Regions from separate parts of the Homo sapiens genome. Here regions 2 and 3 are each linked to region 1. Evidence: chromatin contacts called from ENCODE Hi-C or POLR2A ChIA-PET data. All regions are on one chromosome and are shown on one strand. Each heading gives the region's core, a stretch centred on a gene start or an enhancer-like site at or near the end of the contact. The rest is flanking DNA. Distances are from core to core; before and after follow the strand shown. Region 1 holds the start of SMAD7 (SMAD family member 7). Region 2 holds the start of ATP5F1A (ATP synthase F1 subunit alpha). Region 3 holds the start of MEX3C (mex-3 RNA binding family member C).

Region 1 (3,262 bases), core at 270-2,769:
CTCAGCTCCAAAACTCGCGGCGAAGCCCGCTCGGTGCTCCCTGCTTTTCCAATTTCTCCATGGCTCCGGCCGGGGCTCAATCCATTCTGGGAGCTTCTCTGCCCCCCACCTATCTCTCTCCCCTCCATCGGTACCCCCTCTACAGACCCGGGAGGGGGTGGCGGTGGCGGGGGGTTGGGGGGAGAAATAGCTTTTAGAAACCCGATCTGTTGTTTGCGAAACACAATCGCTTTTTTTTTTTTTTTAAAGCGACAGGGTGTCTAGACGGCCACGTGACGAGGCCGGAGCCGGGCGCGCCACTGCGCAGTGGAACCAGCCGAGCAGAGGGCCGGAGGGGGGGTGCGGGGGGGCGGGGAGGAGGCGGCGCGGCTGCGGCGGCTGGGGGCGGGGGAGGGAAGGGGGAGGAAGGGGGAGGGAAGGGGGCGGGGGCGGGAGGCCTTGCGGGAGGCGGTGAGCCCCGGGCACACTCGCTTGCTGCTCGGCGCACGGAAGATCCTGTCCCCGAGCCGCGCCAGCCGAGCCAGCCGGGCGCCGTGCTCGGTCCGCTCGCCGCGCGGGAGAGAGCTGCCCGAGACAGAGCCAGTCCGTCGGCGCCGAGCCGCCGAGCGCCCGGCCCCTGAGCCCCTGAGTGCGGCGCGGCGAGCCCCTGGCGGCGGCAGAAGGACCGGAGCGCCAGGAGAGGGCGGACCGGGGACAAGGAGGCTCCCGGGCGCGACGAGGAGAGTCTCGGAGGAGGAGGCGCCGAGAGGACACCGGGGCCTCCTGCCGCCGCAGCTGGGTCGAGGCGAGCAGCCCATGCGGGGAGCCTCGGCGGCCAGCCGCGGCCAGGGGAAGGGACATCGGCGGCCCCTGCACTAGCAAGCAGCTTGTGCCCGGGGGGGGCGAGAACGCGCGACCCGTCTGGGGCCCTCCGCCGCCGCCGCGCCACCCTCCCCCGCGCTGTCAGCCCCGCCGGGCTCAGCCGCCGCCGCAGCATCTTCTGCCCCTGCGCCCGCGCCAGCCTCGAGGAAGTCCCCGCCGAGGACCTGGGCCCCCAGGAGCGCAGGGGGAAAGACCAGAGACTCCCCTAAACCACCCAGATGCGCAGGATTGAAGCGGTCTAGCCAAAGCTTTCTGTGGATTAAAAAAATACACGATTTTTTTTTTTTTTTTTGGCAGAAGAAAAGGAGAGGAAGACCAGCGGGGCTTTGCAAGGAAACGGGGGGATGTAACTCGTGGATACATTTTTCCACCCATCAAACATCTTGTTATACTTTGTAAACATTTTCTTTTTTTAAACCCCAGTTCCAGCCGGACGCCCCCAGACCTCTGAGGTTCGAGGAGGTGGTGGTTTTCATTTGGGGCTTTGCATATTTGGTTGTTAGGTTTTGCGAGAGCCTTCTTATTTTGCCAGACGTCTCATGCGGGGTGAAGTCCACTCGGCCCCCTCCCCTGAGTCTTCGTGTGCGCGGAATTCGAGGAGATCCGGTTACTAAGGATATAGAGGAAAAAAATAAATCGCTTGCTTTTTTTTTTTTAATTGCCTGCTTCTCCCCACCCCCAAATTAAGTTGCTTAGCAAGGGGGAAAGAGGCTTTTTCCTTCTTCCAACAGCCCAGCCGAACGCCTTTCGTTTTTTGCCCCCGCGGACCTTCCATGTAGGAAGCCGAGGCTGGCGAGCCCGACATTCGGGAGCCACTGCGGGGGGGCCTCTTTTTGGGGAGGCGCCGACGGGGGCAGGCTCGGCCGTCCCCAGGGAAGCGGCGGCCGGGTTCCTCCGGGGCGCGCCGGGGCCGGAGAGCCGCGCAGGGCGCGGGCCGCGCGGGGTGGGGCAGCCGGAGCGCAGGCCCCCGATCCCCGGCGGGCGCCCCCGGGCCCCCGCGCGCGCCCCGGCCTCCGGGAGACTGGCGCATGCCACGGAGCGCCCCTCGGGCCGCCGCCGCTCCTGCCCGGGCCCCTGCTGCTGCTGCTGTCGCCTGCGCCTGCTGCCCCAACTCGGCGCCCGACTTCTTCATGGTGTGCGGAGGTCATGTTCGCTCCTTAGCAGGCAAACGACTTTTCTCCTCGCCTCCTCGCCCCGCATGTTCAGGACCAAACGATCTGCGCTCGTCCGGCGTCTCTGGAGGAGCCGTGCGCCCGGCGGCGAGGACGAGGAGGAGGGCGCAGGGGGAGGTGGAGGAGGAGGCGAGCTGCGGGGAGAAGGGGCGACGGACAGCCGAGCGCATGGGGCCGGTGGCGGCGGCCCGGGCAGGGCTGGATGCTGCCTGGGCAAGGCGGTGCGAGGTGCCAAAGGTCACCACCATCCCCACCCGCCAGCCGCGGGCGCCGGCGCGGCCGGGGGCGCCGAGGCGGATCTGAAGGCGCTCACGCACTCGGTGCTCAAGAAACTGAAGGAGCGGCAGCTGGAGCTGCTGCTCCAGGCCGTGGAGTCCCGCGGCGGGACGCGCACCGCGTGCCTCCTGCTGCCCGGCCGCCTGGACTGCAGGCTGGGCCCGGGGGCGCCCGCCGGCGCGCAGCCTGCGCAGCCGCCCTCGTCCTACTCGCTCCCCCTCCTGCTGTGCAAAGTGTTCAGGTGGCCGGATCTCAGGCATTCCTCGGAAGTCAAGAGGCTGTGTTGCTGTGAATCTTACGGGAAGATCAACCCCGAGCTGGTGTGCTGCAACCCCCATCACCTTAGCCGACTCTGCGAACTAGGTGAGAAGTTGTCCCCCTACCCCCAACATTTTCCGGAGCGCCAGTGCTGGAAGAAAAGCCCCTAGGGCAGTGCGTTTGTGCAGCCATCCCTCCAGGGGGAGTGTGCATACCCTCCTGGGAGAGTGTGCATACCCTCCTGGGAGAGTGTGCATACCCTCCTGGGAAGAGACTGGGGGCTGAAAGTAGAGAAGGGACAAGGGGAAACTCAAAGGGCATTCCCTGGGGGTTCCCTTCCAGGTTTTCTCCTGTGTTGCCCCGAAGGGGTCTACGGGCACTGCTCCTGCAGTCTGCGGTTAAAAATTAGACGCCTTCATTTCCGGATCAACAAGGGGGTGCAGAGGGAGGTGGGGGGGTCACGCCTCCCCGCACCCGGAAAGACGTTGAGGTGTGTGGCCGAGTTGGATTTGGTCCAGGCCCGCCAAGGAAGGCTGGGAGAGGCGTGCTATAAAGGCTGGAAGGTCTCCGTATTTACTCCTTTAGTAAATACGGAGAATCACGTCGAACACCAGTGGCCCAGATACTGTCGTGGCCGCGCACCTTTGGAGTTTTGGGGCAAAGAGAGTTGGATGGAAGGCCGAACTGGGTATCTG
Region 2 (3,262 bases), core at 432-2,931, 2.9 Mb after region 1:
GCCTGGCTTGGACAGCCTTTTTGTACCCCTGATTCCCAGGAGAACTGCTGCTCTATTTTCCCATGGCTTACCTTGAAAAGAGTAGGATACTAGAGAAAAGGATGGCTAATCACGTGTTTACAAGCCATGTTTCAGGAGATGACCCTTGTAGCCCGGATATTTATTTGCCTCACCAAAATTCAGGTTCTAGGTGTAAGCCAGGATTTGGGGGATGGAACTGAAAATGCTTCTCCAAACGGTGAAAAGCGGGCCCAGCGCAGAGGCTGAGGAGGAAGGATCACTTGAAGCCAGGAGTTCGAGACCAGCCTGGGCAACATAGAGAGACCTCCCCCCACGCCCTGCCCACCACCGCCGTCTTTACAAAAAAATTAGCCAGGCATGGTGGTGGGACCACAGGGGCACAGGCTGAGGTCAGAGGATTGCTCCAGCCCAGGAGTTCCAGGCTGCAATGAATGGTGATAAACCCACTGCACTCTTTCCTGGGCAACAGAGTGAGACCCTGTCTTAAATAAAATAAAATAAATAAATAAAAAAAAAAGAAAAGTGAAGGCAACGTTAATAAGTGTCCACTATGACATAATAATAACCAGCATCACACACACACACAAATCTTGCATATATCACAAAAATCTCAGTATGGTAATTCTGTGGAGAAAAAAAAAAAGCCCATCCAGGTAAGCATAGAAAGTGTTTTTTCATCATCTCCCTTTGACTCCAAATGAAGAAGCAGAGTTCCCAATAGCATGAACTAGATGTTGGCAGAGGAAAAAGCGAGTCCTCGTCCTATCCTGGTGTAAACTTCTGATTCTGGACAATTCTCAGTAGGATTGGCAATGACTCTTCTAGGCCTCCTTGTGATTGTTGATATATTTTTTTTAATTTAAAGTTCCGGAATACATGTCCAGGACGTGCAGGTTTGTTACACAGGTAAATGTGTGCCATGGTGGTTTGCTGTAACTATCATCCCATCACCTAGGTATTAAGCTCCGCATGTATTAGCTATTTATCTTGATGCTCCCCTCCCCCGGTTATCAGGATTTTTAAACAGTTTGCTCTAATTCACTGACAGGATTCTTTTAGAATGAATCTAAAAAAGCTGGGAATCTTTAACCTGAGCGCAGATCGGATCACGTGGAACGGTGCTGGTGTTTGTTAAAAATTCAGATTGCCCCGAATTTTCGACTCAGAGGGTCTGAAGTGGGGCTAAGATCTGCAGATTAACGGGCTCCGTGGGAGGCTCCCTGCTGGTGGCCAGTCCCGGGGTTTAGCTGTTCACTGTTGCTACTCGTGCTAAACCACGGTCTAACACTACCGACACTATTAATCGCCCTGGTCCTCAAGACAGCCGCGACCCCAGACGGGTGAGGCCCTCATCCTCTAGCACCAGATGGGGCCTGGGAACTGCTGCTTAGCAGATTCAGCTACCCACGTGGTCACCCGGGGCAACCACAAGGTCGACTCAAAAGACCAAAATAAATGTATAACGAATGCCAGGACCAAAGCCGGAATATATCTAATCATTCATTTTGAGGTTTAAACTTAAAAATGTTACATAAAAAAATAAGTAACCTGCCAAAAAATGCAGAGTGGCGGCGGGGGCGGGGGGAGAGGTGGTGAACGCGAGGGGCAGTACTTCCGGGTCAGGTGGGCCGGCTGTCTTGACCTTCTTTGCGGCTCGGCCATTTTGTCCCAGTCAGTCCGGAGGCTGCGGCTGCAGAAGTACCGCCTGCGGAGTAACTGCAAAGATGCTGTCCGTGCGCGTTGCTGCGGCCGTGGTCCGCGCCCTTCCTCGGCGGGCCGGACTGGTGAGCACCGAAGGCCGGCATGATGCAGGCGGCCGGGTGGGGCTGCAGGGTGGTGGTGCGCCGGCTCGGGCGCTCTCTGCAGGAGGGCGAGGGGCTGTGGCGAATGCCGCCATCTTGCACCCGTGGCTTCTCCGGCTGGACAGAGCAGGCGACACAGGTGCCCTTTTGCTCGTCACCTGCGCAGAGGCAGAATGGTACAGGGCAGACAGTTAACTCGATGGTGTCCAGAGACAGGGCCTCAAGATTCCTGTCTTCGGCTGACAGCGGCCCTAGAAGGGGGATCTTGGGTGAAGGTCAGGGCTTGGGCGCTAGCTCTCCGAGGCCTGTTCTGAATCGGTGAGGTTCCTCTCTTTCGATTCTTAGGGTCGCGTCCCGCTGAAGGTCAGAAAACTGCTGTCAGCTCTTGTTGAAGCTAGTCAGTGGAGTCTGACATTGTGTGAAGGTCAGCAGGCCCAGCATTTCACCTCTGCCTGGAGCTCAGTTTAGAGGAAAGGAATAAATGAAGGTGGTTTTTGGAATACTTACGTAGGCTTTCTCTTAGTGCTGAATACGAAACGACCGTGAAAACGTCCTGCAGGTGCAAAGAACCATTTCATGTGGCCAGCACTGTGACAACAGTGAAGCTGGTTTCTAAATTGTCTCTCCGGCAGAGTGTGTGCTTTGTGGCACTTGGACGTGTTTAAAGAATTTGTCCTTGAGTTTTCCACCTGGTTTTGAGTAATTTTTAGTGATGGAGAATTCAAGTAAAAGAGAACAAGGTTGGAAAATGGCTGTAAGGATTAATACCCTTCGTTATTTGTTTCCCTTGAAATTAACATGATTTCAGTGTAAACGCATTGACACTGACACTTTTTTTTTGTTCTAAAAGTAATCTCAATTTGAAAGGTGAAATAAACATGTTGGCTGTTTTGCTGCCTTAACAACCGCTGGTAGCATCTTGGGTTTCTGTTAACAAAAAAGCATTTTTAACGGTTTTCATCTAGCTCCTATGGAAGGTAGAGGCTTCAGAATTGACAGTGACCAGTCGCAGTATTACAACTTGAAGGAGAAACTGAAGGAAGTTCCAGGTGGCTGCAGGATTTGTTGAGAGAGTAAAATAAGTCCACATGCCACAACTCTTGGTTTCTAATCTAACTCTAGCATTTATTCAGTTTTTGTTTGCTTGTTTTTTTTTTTTTTTTTTTTTTTTGAGATGGTGTCTCGCTCAGTCGCCCAGGCTGGATTGCAATGGCGTGATCTCCGCCCACTGCAACCACCGCCTCCCAGGATCAAGTGATTCTCCCACCTCAGCCTCCCGAGTAGCTGGGATTACAGGCACCCGCCGTCATGCCCTGCTACTTTTTGTAGTTTTTCGTAGAGACGGGGTTTCACCATGTTGGCTAGGCTGGTCTTGAACTCCTGACGTCAGGTGATCCGCTCGCCTCGGCCTTCTGAAGTGCTGGGATTACAAGCATGAG
Region 3 (3,262 bases), core at 369-2,868, 2.2 Mb before region 1:
CGTGTGGTGATGCGCGCCGGGCGTGGTGATGCACTGGGGAGGCTGAGGCGGGATGATCACTTGAGCCTAGGAGGTCAAGGCAGCAGTGAGCTGTGATCATGTCACTGCACTCCAGCCTAGGCGACAGAGTGAGACTCTTGTCTCAACAAAAACAGAAATAATAACCTCTAGAAAAGATAGCCACTGCGTGAGATCACCTGAGCAATACTGTGGGAAGAGTGTCTAGGGAGGAGGAAACGGGGATTCATTTTCTTAAAAAGCACCAAAGAGCTGGGCGAGGTGGCTCACGCCTGTAATGCCAGCACTTTGGGAGGGCGAGGCGGGCGTATCACTTGAGGTCAGGAGTTCGAGACCAGCCTGGCCAACATGGTGAAACCCCGTCTCTACTAAAAATACAAAAGTTAGCTGGGCGTGGTGGCACGTGCCTGTAATCCCAGCTACTCGGGAGGCTGAGACAGGAGAAACTCTTTTTTTTTTTTTTTTTTTTTTGAGACGCAGTTTCGCTCTGTCGCCCAGGCTGGAGTGCAGTGGCATGATCTTGGCTCACTGCAACCTCCACCTCCCGGGTTCAAGCGATTCTCCTGCCTCCGCCTCCCGAGTAGTTGGGATTACAGGCGTGCGCCACCATGCCCGGCTAATTTCTGTATTTTTAGTAGAGACGGGGTTTCACCATGTTGATCAGGCTGGTCTCGAACTCCTGACCTGACCTCGTGATCCGCCCGCCTGAGCCTCTCAAAGTGCTGGCATTACAGGCGTGAGCCACTGCAAGGGGAAGCTCTTGAGCCCGGGAGGCGGAGGTTGCAGTGAGCCAAGATCGCACCACTGCACTCCAGCCTGGGCGACAGAGCTGGACTCCGTTTAAAAAAAAAAAACAAAAAACCCCGAAGAGCTAAACTTCAGCACCTCCAGGCTGCTGATGTAACCATCCTGCCGGCAGAGAAGCCGGGCCAGCGGGGCGTGGGAGGAGCATTCCCGAGTCCGAGAGGGAAGGCCCGGGAGCCACGCGGCTCAGGAAACCGCCCCCGCGAGGGGATAGGAGGATACTGCGTGGCCCCTCCTTCCGTGACTCTTCTTAAGGCCCTTCCTCTGAAGGGGGCGATCTCTTCCTCAACCCAAGGAAACAATGCTCTCGAACCTATGCCTGCAGCTCTGCTCCAGGCCGCTCACACAGTGCCTTCCCTAAAAGAACTCAGCCACATGGGCTACAGGGATGAAGGGTTGGGGGGAAACAAATCCAGGTGTGCGCTTCGACCGCACGCGCCTGCGCCAAAACCCCGCTTGGCCCTTAGTTTCAGCCTCTGCTGCAGCGCCTTCGTCCGCCTCCTTTTTCCCGCCCCCGCCGGGGACGTCACAAAGAGTGACGTGTAAAGTGAACAATCACAGTCCCTCTCCGCGCGTGCCGGGAGGAATGAGAGGGAGGTGGGCGGGGAGAGGACGGAAGGAGTAGGCTTCGGGAACTGGCTGGTCCCGGTCACCCAATCAGAGAGCTCTGGGGAGGGGAGGGGCGGGGCCCGAAGGAGGGTGGGGGGTGGGGCTGGGGAAAGGAGTTGGAAGGCTGCGGGAGGAGAAGGCGGGCTCCCAGAGATTAAAAGCACCCAATCAGAGCGCGCCGGCTTCATTCGGAGAGCGGCGTGGGGCGTAGCCGCCGCCGCCGCGCGCGCCGGGGGCTGGTTAAGGCCATGAAACAAAAGAAACACTGAGAGGGGAGCCGCTGCCACCTCCACCAGCCCGCCCCGCCGCCGTCCCCACCCACCCACCTAGTTACCTACCTCTGCCTCCTTCCCCTGCCCCTCCACCCCGCCCTCTCCGGTCTCCGGGCGGCCCTGGCGCTCCTCGGCCCGGGTCCCCAGCCCCGCCGCCTCCCCAGAGGAAAGGTGTTTGCGAGCTGAGCAGGGCCCTGGCCCTGTCCGCCATGGGGCTCGCCGCCTGCCGCGCCTGACCCGGCCGCCGCCGCCGCCATTGACAGCGCGCCGCCGCGATGCCCAGCGGCAGCTCCGCGGCCCTGGCCCTGGCGGCGGCCCCGGCCCCCCTGCCGCAGCCGCCCCCGCCGCCGCCGCCGCCACCGCCGCCTCTGCCGCCGCCCTCGGGCGGCCCGGAGCTCGAGGGGGACGGGCTCCTGCTGAGGGAGCGCTTGGCCGCGCTAGGCCTCGACGACCCCAGCCCGGCGGAGCCCGGCGCCCCGGCGCTTCGGGCCCCGGCAGCGGCGGCGCAGGGCCAGGCCCGGCGGGCGGCGGAGCTGTCTCCAGAGGAGCGGGCTCCGCCCGGCCGGCCCGGGGCCCCGGAGGCGGCCGAGCTGGAGCTGGAAGAGGACGAGGAGGAGGGGGAGGAAGCGGAGCTGGACGGAGACCTGCTGGAGGAGGAGGAGCTGGAGGAAGCAGAGGAGGAGGACCGGTCGTCGCTGCTGCTGCTGTCGCCGCCCGCGGCCACCGCCTCTCAGACCCAGCAGATCCCGGGCGGGTCCCTGGGGTCTGTGCTGCTGCCAGCCGCCAGGTTCGATGCCCGGGAGGCGGCGGCCGCGGCGGCGGCGGCGGGGGTGCTGTACGGAGGGGACGATGCCCAGGGCATGATGGCGGCGATGCTGTCCCACGCCTACGGCCCCGGCGGTTGTGGGGCGGCGGCGGCCGCCCTGAACGGGGAGCAGGCGGCCCTGCTCCGGAGAAAGAGCGTCAACACCACCGAGTGCGTCCCGGTGCCCAGCTCCGAGCACGTCGCCGAGATCGTCGGCCGCCAGGGTGAGTGCAGGGGTGGGGAGGTCCAGCTGGGCATGGCCCCGGGCGTGGGTGGGGAGACGAGAGAAAGGAGCGTGGGACGGAAAAGGCGAACCCGGCGAGGCCCCCAAGTCCACCGCGAAGGGGTCTGGGAGGAGCCGAGGGTCGACCAGATGTGAAGATGGGTCACCTTGCGAAAACCCACGCTTTTCCGCCCGTCTTGCCTGGTAAAAAGTGTGAAGTTTCTCGGGCGACCCAGTCCGGTGGTGTTCACGTTACTTGGGCTGTATTCGTGGAACACCAGGCTGGCGTGGCACCAGAAACCTCAGTGAGGTGGTAAAAGGTCGGGCTCGAGGAGTTGTGGGTTCGCTGTTGGGTACGGAAAGCTTCGAGATTGCAAGTTTGCGCCGCCGAGTGTCTTCTAAAAGCGTTCAGCCTCCCTTACAAGAACTTGTTCAGATGGAGAAAAGAACAGAAATGGAGGCCTGTAGACAGAGCTCACTGGGGAGGGAAGGGGTGTTCAAATGGTCGGTATCACCGCCATCCCCTGCCCC

The links. Hi-C counts contacts between places; a loop is a spot of excess contacts on that map. ChIA-PET counts read pairs that join two places held with the same protein, here RNA polymerase II (POLR2A). Pooled maps may share reads with other maps.
Region 2: a loop to region 1 is called in a pooled map, with 4 times the contacts of the local background. The contact joins the promoter of ATP5F1A here to the promoter of SMAD7 in region 1. A Hi-C loop is called at or near these places in 5 of 50 pooled maps. POLR2A ChIA-PET finds 5 or more read pairs at or near these places in 2 of 52 experiments (WTC11 and activated T-cell).
Region 3: a map of naive thymus-derived CD4-positive, alpha-beta T cell shows a loop between it and region 1 (6-fold over the local background). The contact joins the promoter of MEX3C here to the promoter of SMAD7 in region 1. A Hi-C loop is called at or near these places in 1 of 168 maps with a recorded cell type or tissue (naive thymus-derived CD4-positive, alpha-beta T cell) and 8 of 50 pooled maps. POLR2A ChIA-PET finds 5 or more read pairs at or near these places in 1 of 52 experiments (activated T-cell).

What each region holds. Positions count from the first base shown.
Region 1 is chr18:48,949,222-48,952,483 of GRCh38, reverse strand. SMAD7 (SMAD family member 7) reads left to right here and starts at 1,519. Exons shown (of 4, transcript NM_005904.4): 1 at 1,519-2,672. The coding sequence starts at 2,060. RefSeq lists silencers at 346-1,045, 2,262-2,581.
Region 2 is chr18:46,096,715-46,099,976 of GRCh38, reverse strand. ATP5F1A (ATP synthase F1 subunit alpha) reads left to right here and starts at 1,681. Exons shown (of 12, transcript NM_004046.6): 1 at 1,681-1,805. The coding sequence starts at 1,746. RefSeq lists enhancers at 2,016-2,165, 1,082-2,281, 2,256-2,315.
Region 3 is chr18:51,196,037-51,199,298 of GRCh38, reverse strand. MEX3C (mex-3 RNA binding family member C) reads left to right here and starts at 1,618. Exons shown (of 2, transcript NM_016626.5): 1 at 1,618-2,732. The coding sequence starts at 1,979. RefSeq lists enhancers at 1,105-1,194, 2,993-3,262 and silencers at 1,395-1,924, 1,945-2,054, 2,195-2,274, 2,535-2,584, 2,605-2,654.